2 separate regions of the Homo sapiens genome follow, and region 1 is linked to region 2. A link is a contact called in ENCODE Hi-C data. All regions are on one chromosome and are shown on one strand. The core of a region is the stretch at or near the end of the contact, and the rest is flanking DNA. Distances in the headings are between cores, read along the strand shown. Region 1 holds the start of PRKAR1A (protein kinase cAMP-dependent type I regulatory subunit alpha). Region 2 holds the start of AXIN2 (axin 2).

Evidence for each region. A loop is a pair of places that touch in the nucleus more often than their neighbours do. Pooled maps may share reads with other maps.
Region 1: a map of CD8-positive, alpha-beta T cell shows a loop between it and region 2 (10-fold over the local background). The contact joins the promoter of PRKAR1A here to the promoter of AXIN2 in region 2. A Hi-C loop is called at or near these places in 2 of 168 maps with a recorded cell type or tissue (CD8-positive, alpha-beta T cell and gastrocnemius medialis) and 8 of 50 pooled maps.

The regions. Positions count from the first base shown.
Region 1 is chr17:68,508,501-68,514,312 of GRCh38, forward strand. It overlaps PRKAR1A (protein kinase cAMP-dependent type I regulatory subunit alpha), which reads left to right and starts at 3,930. Exons shown (of 11, transcript NM_002734.5): 1 at 3,930-4,048. RefSeq lists silencers at 3,111-3,470, 3,891-4,400 and enhancers at 3,404-3,977, 3,731-3,820.
Region 2 is chr17:65,557,974-65,563,554 of GRCh38, forward strand. AXIN2 (axin 2) reads right to left here and starts at 3,675. Exons shown (of 11, transcript NM_004655.4): 1 at 3,477-3,675; 2 at 1-763. The coding sequence starts at 647. RefSeq lists a silencer at 3,689-3,838.

The DNA.
Region 1 (5,812 bases), core at 2,680-5,179, 3.0 Mb after region 2:
GCAGCAATAGATACCTGGAACTACTAGAAGGGGGAGTCGGGGAGCAAGGATTTAAAAACTATTGGGTACTATGCTCACTACCTGGGTGATGGGATCACTTGTACCCAAATCCTTAGCATCACACAATATACCCAGGTAACAAACCTGCACCTGTACCCCTGAATCTAAAATAAAAGTTGAATGAATAAGTAAATATGCTATTTTTGATGAAGATATGTTTTAGATTAAGATATTTTTACTTGGAACGCTTTAGTGTTAGATCCAAGTTTGCCACCCTTCTGGTTTCTTGGTTAATATTTTCAATTAATGCTCAAGATAAACACCCCTCCTTAGTTTAAATGAGCATTTGCCAGTGAGAAAAGTAGGAAGACATTTTGGCATTCGGGTGTTTGCTGGAATTAGTTATGTCTGAAACCACAACTTTGGGTCTCCTAGGAAGTATAAGTACTCAGTACCATTGTACACCATAAGTAGGTGGTGATGGACTTTGAAATTGGAAATACGTGGATCTGTGTTTAGCCAATGGAAACTTTAGGTGCAAGAACCACCAAGAAATGGACCACCAAAGTATTCCTTCCTTTCACGTTTTAGCTTTCTTAATTCTATTTCTGCTTATCACTCATGTTTATTTTGCTTTTATGGTTTTTGGTATTGTTTCACAAGCATTGTAACAGCAATTATGCAATTTCTTTTTCGTTTTTTGAGTGGGAAGGTCTTGCTGTGTGGCCAGGGCTGCAGTGCAGTGGTGCGATCATGGCTCACTGCAGCCTTGACCTCCTGGGCTAAAGCAATCCTCCCAGTACATGCGTGGGTCACCACATCTGGCTAATTTTTAAAATTTTTTTGTAGAGACGGCGGTCTCACTGTGTTGCCCAGGCTGGTCTTGAACTCCTGGGCCCAAGGAAGCCTCCAGCCTGGGCCTCCTAGAGTGATGGGATTACAGATGTTAGCCACCAGTTAAACAGGAAAATTTACTTATAATCCCACTACTCTAGAAACATATTTTTAAACTGAGTTTCTCAAGGACACAGTCCAAAGGAAAGGCTAACAGACCTTTGAATCAAGGGCAGAAGGCCTCTGGAGAAGGGAAACCATACAGAAACTACAGTGGAACAAATGTCATTTCTGAAACATAATTTACGAATACCAACAAGTTGGTATTCTCACAGTGGCACAGTGGCACTGAAAGAACATTTGCACCATTTGGAAAGCACTGAGGCTATTTAGTTTTTCAGAACAGCTGTCTCACTGAACTTTCCCCGGGCTCAACTGTCTACTGCCCATTTCCCTTTATGTCTCCTAAAGCCCCAGCATATGAGGATTTGGCACCTAGAACAAGGTTGAGTGTGACTGACACAGGAAATGGCCCGTGGCTGGACTGGCGCCTGCATGCAGCTGAATGGGGACACACAGCCAGGACTCAGCAAGGAAGCAGCTGTCACTCAAAGTGCTCAGCTCAATGTCAGCAGCTTGCTTGTTTCCTTATTCTTAGTGTCTTAACTGCACTTGGAAGGTAACACTAATGGTGGGACATAGTGTCACTCTGACTTAACCTTGTAGTTTGGGTAGCTCTGCAGGAAGAGGGAGAAATGGGAAGTAAATTAACATTCATTTAATATATCCCCCACTGTACTGAACACCATATATATATATGTAGACAGAGAGAGAGAGAGAGAGAGAGAGAGAGAGAGAGAGATCTATCTATTCTGCAATGGAGAGTGATTAAGATCACTGCCTGGGTTTAAGCCATGTTAGCTGTGTGGCCATGGGCAAGTCACTTAACTTCTCCATGTCTCATGTTTTTTTCTGTAACAATAACAATATTACCTATGTTAAGAGTTACTATGAGGATTAAATTAATTATGTGTAAAGCCCTTAGATCAGTGCTTGGAACACAGTAAGTGCTATACGTGTGTTTGCTGTTATACCCTTAGTAGTTAACTTCAACAAAGTCCTGTTCATCCTTTTATGACCGAGGAAACGGACACCCATGGAGATTAAGTCAATTACCGGACATGGCAGAGCCTGAAACCAAACTCAGATTTACCTGACTGCAATATTTTCTTCCCATAACATGACCGGGCCTGCTCAATGCTATCAAATTCCCTCTGCTGCTTGCCAGCGTAGGGTTCAGTTTATCAACCCTTCTTTGTACTGTCAAGAGTGAAATCCTATCTGACTGAGGCTCTTTTATCCCCATTTCTGATCAACCCTGGAGAAGGGCCAATGGTCAACATTTGGGGAGTCAGTGAAAGGAGAAACTTCCCTTTTCCATTCCCCCCTGTAAGCCTGATTGCCCTTTTGATATCGCCTATGTATCCCTATCAGAAGGCAGTGAATAACATAACTAAATAAATCATCTGATGGACAGTACCCTTAGAGCCTGGTGGATTTGGGGGAGCAGTCGGCCTCCGAGGGCAGCGCTGCCCAATAGGAATATAATGGGAGCCATCTGTGTAACTTTAAACTTTTTAATAGCTACACTAAGAATTAAAAAACAAAAGTGAAATTAACTTTAATATTTTACCTAATATATCAAAAATATTATCATTTCAATCTGGAATCAATATAAACACTATTGAGCTACTTTTTTGTATTGTGTTGAGTTCATGATTTACTTTAAACATACAGCCCTTGAAGTATATACAATGTTACTACAACAGCTCCTGGACACTTGCATATGTGTGTATTTTGCTTTTTTGTATTGTGTTGAATCCATTATGAATTTTAAGCACACGGCCCTAGAAATATATACAATGCTACTAAAGCAGCCCCTAGCCAGACACTTGGACATGTTTCCTTGATGGGCCTTCTTTATTGAGTTACAGACTTGATGTGTCTAAAATTGTACCGTCTCCCTTTTCTTCCTCCTTAGACAGATACTCTGATGGAAAAAAAAAATGGCTGAAAGAGTAAAGTCGCTTTTCCTCCGAATTTTCCCCATTAGTGCAGCTTGTCTGGACAGCTGCGATTTCTTGTTGGGTCACAGGGCATTTTTGACAATCTGCACGCTCTGCACTTCTCCCTCTGTGAGGTCAGGAGTGATGGGGGGGCACTTCAGGTTCTAGAAGGACTCAGGCCTCCTCTTGGACCCTGACAAAGTCCTTTCCCGTGCCTGGTTTCCACAGGGACGGTGTTGCCTGCACAGACGACAGCACCCCCGGCGGGGGAGAGCGGCCCCAGCGGAGACTCGGCAGGGCTCAGGTTTCCTGGACCGGATGACTGACCTGAGCCCGGGGCCCGGGCGGCGCTGGCCGGGCACAGGATGCGCGGCCCGGAGAGCGCATCCCGGCCATCCGCCCGCGCTCGGCCCCGCAGCGCAGCTGCTGCAGATCCGCGGGGGCCGCCACCTCCTCCGGGGGCTGGCAGCGACAGGACTCTCCCCGCCCCGGCCCGGGGCCCTCCCTTGCAGGGGCTGCGGGGAGGAGTCGCCCACCTGTCATCTGAGACGCCCCACGTGGGTCGGCCAGGGAGGGGGTGGAAAGGAGGGAGAAAAGGCAGAGGCGTCAAGGGAGGCCGGAGGGAGAGTGGGGTGGACAGAGGAGCGGAGGGACGAGAGGGAAGCGCACGATAGCTGCGCGGAGAGAGAGCGAAGAGCAGGCGGAGGAACAAAGGCGACCCAAGACACCCAGAGAGGGACAGGTAAGGAGGGGCAGGTGAGCAGGAAGGAGGAGAGAACCGGGCTAGGGAGACTGCGGAAAGGAGAAGTGGCGGGCGTGAGGAAACTGCTGTGGATAAGGGACGAGTAAGATGGAAAGAATGGCGGAAGACGAACGACCGCAGAGTGAGGGTCCTTCCAAGAGCGACCAGGGGGGAGGAACTGGGGCTGTTGCGCCCTTAAGGTTGCTAAGGCGACGGTTCTGGCCAGAGCGAGGCGCATTGACGTCAGTAGCCGAACGCTGATTGGCTGCGGCCAGGCCGTTTCCGGTGGAGCTGTCGCCTAGCCGCTATCGCAGAGTGGAGCGGGGCTGGGAGCAAAGCGCTGAGGGAGCTCGGTACGCCGCCGCCTCGCACCCGCAGCCTCGCGCCCGCCGCCGCCCGTCCCCAGGTGAGTGGGGTCGGCCGGGGGCTCAGGCGAGGTGAGCTTCGTCGCTTCGCAGCCGGTTTGCGGGAGCTGGACCGATCCAAGATGGCGTCACGGGGAGCGACCTGCAGGGGGACGGCCGCACCCCCTGCCCCTCCCCGGCCCGGCGGGCGCCTCCCCGCAGGCCTCACGCCCCCGGCTCCGAGTCTGCATCCTCAAGGCCGTCTGGGCGTTGGCTTTGGTGCGGGGCTCCCCAGCCGCCCCGCTCGCGCTCGCTGCCCCCACCCCACGGCTCCTGGGGCCCTGGGCCCTCCGCGGCCCTCCCCGGCCGCCTTCGCCCCCGCGCGCCGCGGCCTCTTCGCTCACCCTCCCCCATTTCCTGAAGGACAACGGCTCTATTTTACTGGGGTCCGCCATCGTCTCGTCCGCCGGTCCTGGCTCTTCTTGTAAGCCGGTAGTTTTCCTCTCCACTTTTGACGACTCGTCATTGCTAGCAGTAGCCTTTCCTCTTCATAGCGGAGTGATCTTTCCCCCAACACGACGGTCTTAGTCGGGCTCCTGAATTTCCTCTTGTCCCCTTTCACCTCTCTCCCTTTCCCAATTTTGCCCCCCTGAGGCCTCCTCGCCACCACTGTGGCCTTCCGACTGGCGTAGCTTGAAGTCTCGGCTTCCCTTCATTTTGTGGTCATGACCGTGGCCTACGTGAAGTGAAGGGCATTTTCCTGCCCTTCTTCTAGAAAATACACGGTACCTATTAACCTCTTCAGCTCAGAGCCTGTGGTGACGACCGTCCTACTCCTTGAGAGATTCCCAAGAGATCCGTCTTTTTAGCAGAGCGAGGAAAGCAAACACTTACTCAAGATGACCCTAGGGGAGCCGTAACTTGGCTGGTCTAAGGGGGTGCGGTCTGAATCAGGAACAGTTTCTCAAAGTGTTTTTATTTATTTCCCAGAATGTAATCCTTTCGAAACAATTTTGTCACAACTGAATTTTCAAAAGAATGAATCTGAGTGTTTTGTTTTACATAGAGACAATGCAGCGAAAGTTTTAAAGCAGTTAAATAATTGTGTGTGGGGAGGGAAGGCTAGGTTGTTGGGCTTTACAAATAAGTACACATAGAGAATCCGGGTAACTCGATTAAAAATATTAAGACTGTGAAGTCTGGTTATTCAGGGATTTACATGGTGACTGCATTAATTTTGGTACATTTCTGTTCGTATACTGTCCTATTACCGGTGGCTATCTTTTTGGTTTTCGTAATACATTAGTTGTTTCAAACAAAAACACAGTTTCACTCCTTAGGCCCAGTTCTCTCATCTCTACCAGCCAAAGACCTGATCTTAGAATGATTGATCATTTGAATGTTCTTAAAATATGACAATGCTTTGAAGCATGAAAGATCTGATTTATGATTGTTCTTGGTGGCCTTTAAGTATTATTTGAAATGCAGACAATTCTACTGAAGTGGATCTTCAGTTCATATGATTGCCTGACCTGGAGAAGTGGCTTGTATAAATCTATCCTAAAGTAAATGCGCGTTTTTGTTTTTGTTTTGCCTGTTTAAAGTAGCAGCATGATTATTTTTCCATGGCTTCTAATTTATGTGCTTGTCTTGGAGCCACGAACTTTCTAATGGTCTGTTAATTAGTCTACTTGTTGTTGACCTTTATGGTGAAAGTTGTCAAAACAAAATGAGTAACAGTGTAGCACTTTAGAATAGCTCTTTACTCTGTTAATTCTTTCTATAAGTTCTTTTAAATTTACAGTTTCATCTCAATAGTTTACAAT
Region 2 (5,581 bases), core at 2,425-4,924:
CCGAGTCCCCCATTACTCATGTAAGCTGTGTTTTCTCCCCCACTCCTCACATATTCGAGGTATATATCAGAAGTCAAAAACATCTGGTAGGCATTTTCCTCCATCACCGACTGGATCTCGGTCTGCGCCTGGTCAAACATGATGGAATCAATCTGCTGCTTCTTGATGCCATCTCTTATGTAGGTCTTGGTGGCAGGCTTCAGCTGCTTGGAGACAATGCTGTTGTTCTCAATGTACCTTTTGTAGATCGCTTTGGCTACTCGTAAAGTTTTGGTATCCTTCAGGTTCATCTGCCTGAATCCATTGCAGGCAAACCAGAAGTCTAAGGTATCCACGCATTTCTCCCTCTCCAGGAAAGTTCGGAACAGGTAAGCACCGTCTTGATCGCCCAATAAGGAGTGTAAGGACTTGGTCCACCGGGTCAGAGGGGAATCCGGAGATGCCCGCCCCTCCGGCTCCCCCAACCCATCTTCGTTCCGCCTGGTGTTGGAAGAGACAGGCATGGGTTTGGTGACCTGGCCCTTGCCCACCCCTGGCTGACACGGTGGGGTCTCCCCTTCTTCCCCTGGCACTGGGGGCCGCGGGGCATCCTCACGGAAGCTGCTGCTGGGGTCCGGGAGGCAAGTCACCAACATAGCGCTACTCATGGTGAGGGAGCTCTTCCCACTGAGTCTGGGAATTTTTCTTCTTCCAGTTCCTCTCAGCAATCGGCGTGGTCTCTCTGTCTCTCTCAAGTCAGCAGGGGCTCATCTGAACCTCCTCTCTGGAAAGAAAAGGAAGGGGGGAGGTGGGGAGAGAGAAAAGGGTATTGATCTAATCAAAACCAGATCTACCCAACATCAAAGCAAGAAAGTAAACAGGCTTTTCAACTCCTCAAATTCAAATCAAGCAACCCAGCTATCTGCGAGGTGCTCATCTAAAGTATCAGGCGCTGCTTTTCAAAAGCGAAATCTGAGCTCCCTGCACACTTTTCGGGGTTGGGGGTGGGAGGGAGCTGTTGGGAAAGAGGCGGGGAAGGTGAGAGGAAGGCAAGAGCTGGGGACGGCAGGGGGACACTGGAGGTGTAAGACACAACCTTCCAAAAACCCACTCGGCCAGGGCGCACGCAGGGCAGCTCAGCCCGCGCCTCGCCTTCCCTCCCTTCCCCTCCCCCGATACCATCAACTCCAAAAAGGCGCACTCCCAGCCGCTAGGCTGTGTGCAGGTGAAACCAATTTCGGTATATTTCCCCACTCGGCCCTGCACAGATAACTCGAGCTCCAAACGTGCCCTTCCCCGGCATCTGGTTCCCATTCTCCCCACCCACCCCCTCCCTCTGCGCTCCCTCTTCCCACTCCTTAAAAATTCAGAAGATCCTGGCCCAAGAGAAGCCCGCCCAGCATAGGCGGATTGGGCTCCCGGACTCCCAGATTCAGCACGCAAACACCCCCTCCCCAACTCAGATTTGAGTGTTCGCTACGCGCCCCCTACCCCCACCAAGAATCCAGCTCAGTCAACACCTCTGTCTTCCCTGACCTCCCCCCAAACCAGAAACCAACTCACTCAGGGGAGACTTTCATCTTCAAACTTTGAGAGAGAGCTGAGAAGCCTCGGAACCGTCGCCCCCGTGCCCCCAACCCACCTCCCGGATCCGCGAAACCTACAAAACTGGATCACCAGCCGTCTCACGCCACTACTGCCTGTGCCAAGAATCCCAAACTCTACTGATTTCAAGCCTGTCTTTTTTCCAAAGAAAAAAGTCTTATCTAACCAATAAACAAGCTGCTTTCCCTAGCACGGAAAAGATCAAACTAAGAAGGGTAGGGGCTGAACGGGGTGCAACCCCGGGCGAGAAGCCAGGGACCCCGGATCTGGGATGGGTGCACGCTGAACCCGACCAGAGCCTCGAGCCGCGGGGCTGGGCGGCGCGGCCCACGGAGAAGTGGGGCTGCCGTTGGCACCGCGCTACCCGGGCGGTGGGAGGTGGAGCGGCCCCGTTACCTGGAAGACGAAGGCCGCCGAAGCCAGGCTCTCATGTCCTCCGAGCCCCTCCGGCCCGGTCCCCCGGCCCAAATGCAACTGAACGCCTCCAGAGCCCTGGCGGGCACACCTCGAGGCCGGAACCCCGGGACACGCCAGCAGCGCCCCGAGCCCGGGCGGGGGGTCGGTCCCCGGCGCCGCCGTTTGCAGAGGCGCCCGCAGAAAAAGCACAGAAAGCAGCAGCCTAGTCCAGAAATGGCGACGCGCGGAGTCTCTGCCTCTCCGCAAAAGGGGCCGGGGCGGCCACGGGCGAGGGGCCCGGGCCGGGAGGAGGGACGCGAGGGACACGGGCGCCCCGGACTTGGGCCGGTCCTGCGCGCAGACTGAGCCTCCGCCAGCGCTGTGGGCCCCTTAGCGCGGACCCGCGGCAGGGAGGGGAAAAGGGGAGGGGGAAGAGAAGTAGGAGGAGAGGATGGGGCGGAGGAGAGGCGGGGGGCGGGGGAGGGCAAGCGGGGGGCGCCGCTACCCTTTCATCCCACCTCCCAAAGGCACTCCCGCGCGCACTCACACGCCGACTCACATCCATAACCGCGACAGCGACGCGACCCCCGGGGGGTATCTGCCCCCTCTCCGCCCCCGCCACTGCCGCCACTCGGATAAGTCTCCTCTCTGGGCCCCCCGCCAACCCGGTCACCGCGCTGGGGAGGGGGCTCCGGCGCAGGGCGCGCAAGGCTGCCCGGCCAAGCCCCCCGGAACGCTGGGCGCCGGGTCCGCCGCTCCCCTCCGCGCCGGCCCCTAGCGCGCCCCGAAATAGCCGGCCTGCCAACTTCAAAGGGCCGCCCCGCACATCAAAGCGCGCGGTCCGCCCGGCCGCCTCGGCCTCGGCACTCACCATTGATCCCCGCGCGCGCTCGGCGGCGAGACCTCGCAGGCGCCCCTGGCAGGGGCCCGGCCCCGGCCCCCGGCTCGGCTCGCGGCGGCAGCCCCGGGCCCCCCCGGGCCGGCCGCGGCGTCGGGGAACATGGGGAGTCGTGCGGCGGGGGAGGGGGTGCGGGAAACAACAATCCCGGGTTCAGAGCGAAAGCCACCGGCCGGGGAGGGGGAACGGCGCGCCCCGCCGCCCCTTTTATGCAAAAGATCCGAGCGGGCCTCCGCCCCCGCCCGGCCCGGCTTTCAACGCAGGTCCTGTTTCCAGCAGTCACTCGGCGCACCAAATGTCCTCCGGGCGCTTCCAACAAAAACTGCGCTGTGGATTTAACTGTGCACTTCAAAGGCGCGAGCCGAGCGCACGGTCCTGAAAGGGAGGTACGCGCCGGCCGCGCCCCGGGCCGCCCCCCGCAGCCCCGCCACCGCTCCGCAGGGCCGCCCCGCCCGCGCCCCCCTCCAGGCCCGGCCTCCGCCTGGCCGGGCCCCCTCCCGCCCCCCGCGCCCACGCCGCGGCTCGGCGCGACCTCGCCCCCTGTAAGAGGGGGGCTTTCTTTGAAGCGGCTCCGCTGGGGCCGAGCTTCCACCCCCACCTTTTACAGCAGGGCCTTCGGCGGGCGCCTCGGCCGCCGGGCGGCCCCGAAATCCATCGCTCTGAGGGGTTATTTTTATTTCCCGGCTCTCGGGCTGTTACTGAGTTGCCAGGACCTTATCAAAGCGCAGCCGGCTCCAGCCGACTCCCCCGGGCCAGGCTCGCGGAGCCAGTGATCCCGCCGCGCCAATCACAGCCGCGCTCGGCCGGCCCGCGCCGCCCGCCTTAAAGGGACAGCGCCCCGCGCCCGCCCCGCCCCGCCCCGGCCCGCCCCCGCCGCACGCTCCGCTCCCGCGTTAACCCTTCCCCGGCCTCTCCTCCGCCCCCTGCCAGCCCCCCGCGGCCCCGAGGGCATTCTCAGCCCGAGTTCTGATTTCTTCTTTTAAGTTCTCCGGCCTCTTTGCTCCCGCCTCCTCCCCCTGCCTGCCCTCGCTCTCCCCGGCTCTGGAATGCAACAGTTTCTGGTAGCATTATGGCCATCGCAAGAACTGCAAGCAAGCAGATTTTTTTTTTTCTATCATCAAACGCTTTTCTACCTCTATTCAAGTTTCCCTGGGAATTTGGGCTTGGAGGACTTTATAAAGGGAGTTCCGGCCCTGGGGTTGGCTGGCCCGCTGTCATAGGGCGGACTCGGGCCCAGCCGCTGGAGGCGTGTGCATGCCTGTGCGCGCTTGTGCACGTGCATCTGAGTTCGGGTAAATATAGGACTGCAGTTGGTGGATGAATTGCGTTTGTGCATGTGTGAAAGTGGGGTGTGAATCCGCCAGTATAGGCCTGAGTGCTAACACCAGTTAGGAGGCATACCTCAGTGCCCTGAAGACCTAGGTCCAGCTTCCTAACCTGCTGGCCATAAGACCCTCGTAGCGGCACACATTGGCCATCTCTCCCAAACAACTGCATACCCGTTACTCTTCCAAAGTCCCCTCTTCTGCCATATGTTACATATTAAACCGATAGGAATATCTTTTTTCCCACTCCAAACGACAAGGCATGCATGCCGTTTTAATGTATCGAAAACTCCTCACCCCATTGTCACCTTTGAATTTCTCCCACATTTGCCCAAAAACGTTTATAAGGCACACACAACCTTCTCTTCTCCGTTAAAATGAGAAAATATGTCACAAACCCAGAGCATTGTGTATTTATTCTGCTGCTGCTATAGAATGATTCCTTATGTTATGAGCGAATAATTAACTTTTCTTCCTTTTAAAAAACAAAGGGCCGGGGACGGTGGCTCATGCCTGTAATCCCAGCATTTTGGGAGGCCCATGCTGGAGGATCATCTGAGGTCAGGAGTTCGAGACCAGCCTGCCTAATATGGCGAAACCCCGTCTCTACTAAAAATACAAAAATCAGCCGGGTGTGGTGGCACGTGCCTGTAGTCCCAGCTACTCGGGAGGCTGAGGCAGGAGAATCGCTTGAACCTAGGAGACGGGGGTGGGGGGGTTGCAGTGAGCCAAGATGGCACCACTGCACGCCAGGCTGGGTGACAAAGCGAGACTCCCTCAAAAAAAAAAAAAAAAAACACACACACACACACACATAAAGGTGTGAACCAAAGAGATCCAAGAAGTGAAAGGCAGAGTCCTGGCCTCAGAGCTGTGCAAGGCTCTTACTCTCCAACTTAATGGATGACGAGCCCTTTTAAATGCGAGATGGCCTGTCATTAGGCCTTCAGAACTTTAAAACATGCAAGAATTGTGGCTCTATCTAGGTATCCATAGAAAAAGAGAAGGAAGAGGCTGGGTGTGGTGGCTCACCCGTGTAATCCCAGCACTTCGGGAGGCCAAGGCAGGCGGATCACCTGAGGTCAGGCATTCGAGACCAGCCTGGCCAACATAGTGAAACCCTGTCCCTACTAAAACTACAAATATTAGCCAGGCGTGGTGGGGGGCGCCTGTAGTCCCAGCTACTCGGGAGGCTGAGGCAGGAGAATCATTTAAACACAGGAGGTTAAGGTTGCAGTGAGCCTGGGCGACAGAGCAAGACTCCATCTCAAAAAAAAAAAAGAAAAGAAAAAAAGAGGAGGAAGATCCACCACCCATGATCTGCTGGAAAGGGGCAGGTGGCAGGACTGTGCGCCACCTGCCCTCAGCCTAAGGGACT